2 separate regions of the Homo sapiens genome follow, and region 2 is linked to region 1. A link is an interaction called in ENCODE POLR2A ChIA-PET data of the cell type or tissue named here. Cell type or tissue: MCF 10A. All regions are shown on one strand. Links, peaks and the distances in the headings refer to the core of each region. The heading gives the core; the rest is flanking DNA. Region 1 has its middle 200 kb from the start of RUNX1. Region 2 has its middle 250 kb from the start of RUNX1.

Region 1 (4,402 bases), core at 159-4,158:
GACCAGAAATACGGACCAGGGTCAAGAACTGGTACCTCAGGATGGAGAAGGCAAGAACCAAGTGGAACCACGAGAGGGATCCAAGGTGACCTGAAGCTCTTCTCTCGGCCAGACTGATAGAGAGAAGCTCGGCTTCTCAGTGAGGACACATTGGAACCTGACCCCTGGGCCTTTATGCTCCTCAGATATGCTGAGGGATATGCAGACCTCATCCCAGAGTTCAAATTCAGCCATTCTCAACCAAACATTTTGTTATTTCATAAAGACTGGTATTAACCAATGCTTCACAGTTTATTAAGATAGTACCCGAGTAAGGTGGACTCTGCCTAATTATTAGAAATAATGTTTTCGATTTCGTCAAATACAGCTGGTGGAAGAGTAAATTGGGATGACCTTTCTGGAGGAGGGCAAGTGACAATAGGAACCAAAGCCTTAAAAATGTATATGGCCTTGGCCCAGCAATTCCACTTGTAAGAATTGATACTAAAGTCAAAAGCTGATACATCACAAAGATATAACATATATATAAGAATGGTCACTGAAACATTGTTAATAACATTGAGAAATTGACAATAAGTGTTAAACTTATTTGAGGAATAGTTAAAAGTTTGGTATAGCCAGAAAATGAAATCCTAGGAAGTTATAAAAAATTATGGCAAAAACATGTACACATTGACATAGAAACATAACCATAATATTTTAAAGTAACAGAGTGAGTTAATAAACGAATGAGTCCACTTATATAAAATTACAGATGTGCAGAGAAGCGTCTGCACAGATATTTACCACATTTTAAACAGCACTCATCTCTAAGTAACAATGTGTCAGGAAATTTTTTTCTCTATATATTTATATATCATTTGGGATTTTATAAGTCATACTATCATTTTTACTCCCTGAAAAAACAGTAAAGTTATTTCCAGTTTGAGGAATATCAATTCTAGTTCCCAGATCAGGCAAAAACCTGTGGGTAACCCCCATCTTACCAGGTTTAGCCTGGGTGTGCTACTTGTTACAACAACACACCATGATTATCTGACTCAGGGTGTATTTCCACCCCATTGATACAAAAGGTTTTGGCTGTTTTACTTTGGAATGGGGGAAGATGTGTCAAACCTTTACACTCATGTGAGTAACAAATAATGTCCCCCAAATCTGAGGACACTTTCCGTCTTTCTACATATTGTCAGCAGGCTCATCCCCAATGTGCCAATCATCTAACCCAAAAAACTTGTTCTTGGTTTGCTCAGGGGACGAGTGAGTCATTAAAAGACTGGCATTTGGGACATAGAAAATAAGATCAGTATCAGGAGAATGTTCCCCTGTGAATCTGTAAACTTCCCTCTTCCTTCTCCATCTCCTCCCAGTATTTGCTCGGTTCATTTGAGGATCATTCCTTACCCTATCATACTTTACTGCAGGTAGGGCTTGCGTTATTAGTGGATGCATTGCTTTCAAATATTTTATGCAATATATTCAATAATACATGGTGAGAATATGCAAACTACAGATCATATGCTGATAAAGTGTACTCTGCCAGTCTGTTAATTAGCTTAATAGATTAATTAGATTGATCTGCTAAATAACAAATAAGCTTGTCAGAAATTCACTGCTGCAACACTGATGACTGCCTTACTGTTGGCTTAGAAGCACATGTACCTTCTGATTCATCAAAAAATTAAACGATGCCCATCAAATAATTGCATTGTATTCTAATTTTCTGCTAATTGGTAATTTATACACGGTAGTGATGGAAAAATTTTCATTAATAAAACATTCCTTTCTCTCTTGATGTCATATCAGCAATTCACTACATGCTTTGTAAGTAGTCTCTTCTCAAGCCCATATATTTTTTCCCTCCAGTTCGATAGAATCATTTACTATATTGAGTTCTGGAAGGGAAGAAGCAGGACCGCATCTTGGAATCCCTGCTACTCAGCATCTTGCACTCTGGAATCCTCTCTTCATGATGTACATGTGACTGACAGAGGTTGCTGTTTGTTCACACCGTCCCTCGGACAAAACTGTGTATCCAATAACTGTTGATAGATGCTTGTGGGTGACAGGCGTTTTAGAGAGGAACATGGATGACTGGCTCACATAGGGCTTCACCAATGGGTGGCCTGGCAGGGGAATCAGCTGCAGATGCCCTTTTCTGACTTGCACTTGACAGGGGTCCTCTTCCAGCAGGCAAACAACCCAAGCTTGGACCTTCTCAGGAACTGACAAGTCTGGACCAACCCAGGAGGCTCTGTCTCTGGCACAGCCCCTGGGGCGTAACTTTTGTTTCCTTTTGTCGCCTCAAGAGCACAGAGGCTTTTTGATAACTGCTTTAGACTGTTTTAATTTTGATGATTTTTCTTTTAAATATAGAAACTTTTTTATAAAACAATTTTTCCTTAATATCTTCTGTCCTTATTTACTTCATTTCCTGTGATTTTTTAGGAGCATGTAAAATAAAGGATGCATAGGTCCTACCTCCAGGGATTTGGATGAGGTGAGTCTGGGCTGGGCCCCAGACTTCCTCACTAATTAAAAAGCAGCCTGAGTGACTCTAATAGGCCGCTGAGTTTCACAACCACTGCTGGTCGCTCAGTCTCAAAGAGTGGGAAAACACAGTCTTTGTCTTACGTAATTTTCTGGCACAAGGCAAGCCTCCTCATCAGTCATTTGTAATTCCAATATTTATTGAGAACATAAATATTTATCAGTTACTGCTTGGCCCTGGAACAGAGATAAAATACTATGGGCTGGAAGCACACAGGTAGAAAAACTTTAGAGAGTGTGCCTTAAATCAACGAGTGTAGTTATATTTCGTGAACAGAACAAGCCTGTCTCAAAATTTCTAAGTGATCCTTTGGAAATGGCAACAAGTTGAACATTTTGAAAAGGGATGTTGAAAAAGGATAACTTATTTGCATCTTTTCAGAGGAATGGCTAAGAAACATGTTTGGCAATGAAACCATGTTCCTTTCTTTCAAACAAAAATGTTACTAGAACTTTGATATACACCAGATCTAAGCAGATGGTAAGAATACGCTATCCATAGATCATATGCTGATGAAGTATATTATATACTAGAACTCTGATATCTACTAGACCTATGTGGTGTTTTATGACCACACTGTATTTAATAAGTTCCAGTTTATTGTTGCTTGGAGGACTCTTCTTCCCCCCCCACTTGTTTGAACATGGACAGATGTCCAGATGTCCCTTGGGCTCTGCTCTGAGTGTCTCTTCTCACTGCTTCCAGATCAGTTGGGAGAGTTGGAGAATGGGCATGGCTGGCCTCATCCTTTCTTTATTCTTCAGGCTCTAATTTCTCATCAGCTGAGTCCAACAGGGAAGACCTGCCCCTGGCTGCCCGTGCCTTCTCTGATGAGTAGGTAATTCTAATTCTGGGGTTATTAAGAAACCATTATTGTTATCTAAGCCTCCACAGCCTCTTCCAATCTCGCTTTTGTCCATCAGTAAAGAATGAAGCTACATTTTCACCTCCATAGGTCTGACTTCTGTTCTTGCCTCTCACTGAATGAGGCAGAGTAAACAAGCATACTTTCTGACCTTCCTCCAGTCCTAAACAATAATATTTACTTATCACAAGGTCACTTTGTGAGAGCGGTACAGGCTGATATGATATCCTGGGATCAGAATTGTAACTAAACCTTGGCAGCGTTGTGGTTCAAGGCACAGAGTGGAACTTCATGGTCTTTGCCATTTATCAGCAATTTGACCTCAGGGAACCACTTAACCTCCTCATACCTCAGTTGCCTGATCTGGAAAATGGTACCTTCCTTATAGGATGACTGTGAAGTTTACACAAAATGATATTAGTACTTGAGGAAAATATTTGCAACATTTTGACAGTACCTGGCATGTAATAAGTAGCTCATGTGTGCTTGCTAATATTATTATTTATTTCATTTTATGGTGACGTTTTTTAGTTGCACAATATAAAAAACAATTCTTGAGTCACTGCAGAGATAGCCATATTTAGATAATTTTTTTCATCATTTAAAAAAAATCAGCCTTGAAATGTCAAGACCCTTTATCATTAAATCAAGATGAGGGGAAATACTTCAGTCTGAGTCTGAGGTCAGCTCCAAACCAATGAATGTCACAGAATAAAATCATAACAAGTGTAGCAAAATTCAGTAGGTAACATATCTGAGTGTTCCCATTTATTACAGAGTTTTAAGTGTTCGAAATGCTTTTAAATGGAAATTCAATTAAATATGAAAATCCTAAAGAATATTCTTGGAGCATGGAGATCCGGTGCTCGCGACTGCACCTGATTAAACATCTTCCCTGCCAGCAAGGCAGGACTTAGAATGACTTGCTAAATGGAGCTTTTAATTCTAATTGGAGTTACAAAAAAAGAAAAGAAAAAGAAAAAAGCTGA
Region 2 (4,402 bases), core at 87-4,086, 51 kb after region 1:
GATTGAGCATAAAAGTTTGCATTTGAATAACAGAACCAATTTTGAAACTACATTATAGTGACTTTAAAGAGACTATTAATCAGTACACCGACGTCTATTGAACTTAATTGTATGTGAACACAAAACAATTAAGACAAAAATAATATGGACTTTTTGTGACACAGGCAGGGCACTCTAGTTTTTACACTTAATCAGCATACACTTAAACCTATCTGATAAGTAGACTCTATTCAGTGAGAAAATCGATTTAGAATATTGTGTAACACGTGGAGTAGGGGATATAACAAATAACTCAAAAGTAAATTGGAAGTGAAAATAAACTCCTAGAAAATGGAACTTTCTCCTTCTCCACCTAATTTTGAAGAGTATCAAAAATAACACCTGGATTTTTTAGACTCCTATTAATTTCTTGTGAAGTTTTCTGCTATATTTACATATTCTGTTCATCTCTCAATATCAAATGCAGTGTTTGGTAACTAAAGGGCTAAGAACCTAATAAGTAAGACTTTTAAAATTTAAAAATAATCGTAAATGTTGATTATGTTTTATGACTATAAACACTAAGGCCCAAGTGGATACATGAAAAAGAAATGTTTTCCTGTCCTCTAAATATGAAGCCTTCCTGAATTCCACACTCAGAATTTAGAATGTACTATTACAATACAAATAAACCTGAATTATAATATAAGAAAAAAACACAGATAAAAACGTTGCATATCTTTACCTTTAATGACATTTACCTCTTCGTCAGAATTTCAAACCCCATCCCGTTTTTTAAGGTCCATTTCTACTGGTTCCTCCTTTATCGTGCCTTGTCCGATCTTCTCCAAGAAAAAAAAATCAAGTCTCTTTCATAGTTCCTTCACATCTAACTTCTATTTATTTTATGGCATGCACTATTTCTACCATGGCTATATTATTGTATATATGAGATGCCAGACTAGACAATGCATTCCTTGACATTCAAGCCCACTTTTAGGTCATCTTCAACACTCCCCTGTCCCAGCAAGGATCAACACCTAGGGAATGTGTGTGGGACAGATGGGTGAATGAACGCTGCTGCTTCTTGGAACTCAGGCCTTTGAGCATAACTTGCTTGGCATCCTCTGCATCAAAAAAATGTTCAGTATTGTTTCACTTGCGCCAGAAGAGCTTGTCTGGAAAACGTCTGATAAGCCATGGTAAGAAACAACACACAACCCCCGGATCTACCTGAATTATCTCAGCCTAAAGTTATCCGATCTCGCTTTTGCTAGTGAGGCGTGTCAATAAAGTCAAACCCAAGTTTGAGCTTTGATTTCGGGCCTCAGCTGATGACAGCTGTGCCGAGTTGATTTAATGGGTTCTGTGCAGATAAAGGCGGGGATTTGCAATGTTAAAAGTGTCTTCACAGGTGAGAAGACAAAGATCTCTGACATGCTTATTTCTCACAGTTCAGGTCCCCGACCCAGGCCTGGAAACACATCAAAGGCCACACCTTTCCTTCTTTTCATGCTCTCAGTCGGCCTTCTCTCACTTTCAGATTGCACCCCTGCACGACTCACCAGTCAAACAATGCAGTTATTATGCTCCTGGGAGAAGAAGGATAATTACCTCCACGGCCAGGTGCCAGTAGCAAGTTTCCCTGTGGCCAATTACTGTGTGGTGGTAAAACAGCTGAAGCTCTGTTTTTAAAATCTGTGTTGTGTTTTTTTTAAGCCTTTACTGTCATGTTGCCAGACACTGGCCCTGAGCCCTGCTATCGACACAGGGCGTCTAGCTTTGTTTTGAACGTGGGTTCCATTGTCTTTCACTCTCTCCCAACCTGGCATCTCATTATGTTTATATCTCCTTATCAGAGCCAATGAGCAAGGGGAAAACAGCTTCAGAAAGGAGGGAGCTGCTGCCCCACAGTTTCCATTTATCCAACCAAACCCAAACTGTTTTCATCCCTCATCAGCTGAGATGGAGTGACAGTGACTATAAAGAGAACTGATTGGCTTGGAGAAGGTGAGCATGATTTTAATAAGAAGAAAGTGAGGACAGTAATGGAGCTTTTTGTCTTTTGAGTGACACATCTGGAAACTCCCCACTGGCCTTCTCCATTAGTTTGGTGAAAACCTATCAAGGAAACAAACAAACAAGCAAAACACAAGTGAATGGCATTAAGTCCTGGCTGCAGAATAGTACTTCTTGTCTGGGGACAGATGTGTGCTGTGAAATGTTTATCCACCACCCCACATGCTTTTATTTGCAGCTGATGCTAATAATTATAACCAACATTTCAGAAATACCTTTAATATGCCAGACATCATCTTAAGCACACATGCTTTCTCCTCGGTCACCTCAACAACCCTAACAAGGTAGTATTTTACTTTCCATTTTACAGAAGGTGATCTTGAAGCTTGGAAAGATTAGCATTACAGTGTTACAAAGCTAAGAAGTGACAGAAGATAGGTCTATTTCATACCAAAGCTCAAATCTCAACTACACTGCTCTAAGGGGAACCTCTCACCTCCACTGGGCTACTTAAGGGGAACCAGCGACCCGACAGCCACAAGGCACTTCAGAAAAAAACGCACATTGCTGAGGGTCTAGGAACTCCCACCACATCCTCACTGCAGGTCCTTTATTGCTTTACTTGCCTAGTTGAGCATCAAACAACCTTAGTTTTTTGAGAGTGCCACTATTTTATCAGGTGTGTTAGTTTTGTGTGTCAACTAGATGAGCCACAGGAAGCTCAAATGAAACGTGATTTCAGGGTGTGTCTGTGCGGGCGTTTCAGGGTAAGATTCGTATTTGAACCAATGGACTCAGTAAATTAGAATTCCCTCCCCAGGATGGGTGGGCATCACCCAACCCACTGAGAGACTGAATGAAACAAAAGGCAGAGGGAGGAGGAATTCATTCTTCTACTTCCTGCCTGCTTGAGCTGGTACATCTCACCTCATCTTCTCCAGCTCTTGGACTGAAATTTATACCATCAGCATCCCTGCCTCTCAAGTCCTGAGACTTGGACTAAATTAAACCAACAGCCTTCCTTGGTCCCCAGCTTCTTGACAGCAGATCGTGGGTCTTCTCAGCCTCCATAATCACATGAACCAATTCCTCAAATCTCCTTTCATATATGTATTTTACACATATATACACACACACAAACACACACACCAACACACACACACACCTATAGATACACTCACACATCTAGGTATCTGTACATATGTCCTATTGGTTCTGCTTCTTTGGGAGAACTCTAATACACCAGGTGTTTCAAGCAAAGAACTTTGCTAGCCTGTAGTGTTAACCTGCAGACTGCTAGAAATTGTCATGAGTACACCCATTTCTTTTAGCTAGTCTCTGGGATCTAGTAGATAGGATCGCATAAACTTCATGGTTGACAAACCCCAACCATATGGACGTGTCAGGAGGCCTGTTCCCATATTTGAACACGGCTTCTGCAGCTTCTGCAGGTGCAGATGGTCATTTTATTTTGCTGAAAACTAAGTGCATACATTCATTTTTTTTGTGTTCAACTCTGGTGCCAACTGGAGTCCCCCAGTCACTGAAGATCCAGAGATGAGCTCCAGTGCCTTTTCTGTGACTTGTGTAAAGTAGAACAGACCAGTCCCCAAGAGGTTTTCAGACTCTTTTGGTTTGGAGGTGATACGGTTTGGCTGTGTTCCCACCCAAATCTCATCTTGAATTGTAGCTCCCACAATCCCCATGTGTCATGGAAGAACCCCGTGGGAGGTAATTGAATCATGGGGGCAGGTTGTTCCTGCGCTGTTCTCGTGATAGTGAATAAGTCTCATGAGATCTGATGGTTTTATAAAAGGCAGTTCCCCTGCACACGCTCTCTTGCCTGCCACCATGTAAGACATGGCTTTGCTCCTCCTTTGCCTTCCGCCATGATTGTGAGGCCTCTCCAGCCATGTGGAACTGTGAGTCCATTAAACATTTTTCCTTCATTAACCAGTCTTGGGTATATCCTTATAGCGGCATGAGAACGAACTAATACAGGAAGGATAGGGATAGGGTGGGATGGGGGCCCTGGAGCAGACGATCAAGGTACCAGGTCTTCTCTGGTTCCCTCCATCTCCCGCTTCTGCTGCAACAGTTGTGGGTCACATGTTTTCCTGCACCCCATCCATGTTGTCCCTTTCATGCTCCTTGGGTCCAGACAGAGGACTTTAGCTCTTATTAGCCCCACCCCACCCCACCCCCTCTGCCACACACACACACACACACACACACACACGAATTATGGACTGAATGCTTGTGCCTCCCTCAAATTCATATGTTAAAAACCCCACCCACTAATGTGACAGTATTAGGAGGTGGGGTCTTTGAGAGGTAATTAGGAATAGATGAGCTCATGAAGGTGGAGCCCTCATGAATGGGATTCACATCCTTATGAGTCCTG

The links. Peaks named below come from ENCODE experiments on the same cell type or tissue, not always from the same donor. Only the 100,000 strongest peaks of a DNase experiment are listed, where the experiment ranks them.
Region 2: POLR2A ChIA-PET joins it to region 1 with 5 read pairs; 3 of 35 experiments call an interaction of 5 or more read pairs at or near these places.

The regions. Positions count from the first base shown.
Region 1 is chr21:35,242,108-35,246,509 of GRCh38, forward strand. No RefSeq gene overlaps it. Among named protein-coding and RNA genes, the nearest start is that of RUNX1, 200 kb to the left of the region's middle. In MCF 10A, for the core only: no CTCF peak of the experiment used is centred there; a DNase peak (open chromatin) is centred at 2,594.
Region 2 is chr21:35,293,108-35,297,509 of GRCh38, forward strand. No RefSeq gene overlaps it. Among named protein-coding and RNA genes, the nearest start is that of RUNX1, 250 kb to the left of the region's middle. In MCF 10A, for the core only: no CTCF peak of the experiment used is centred there; no DNase peak of the experiment used is centred there.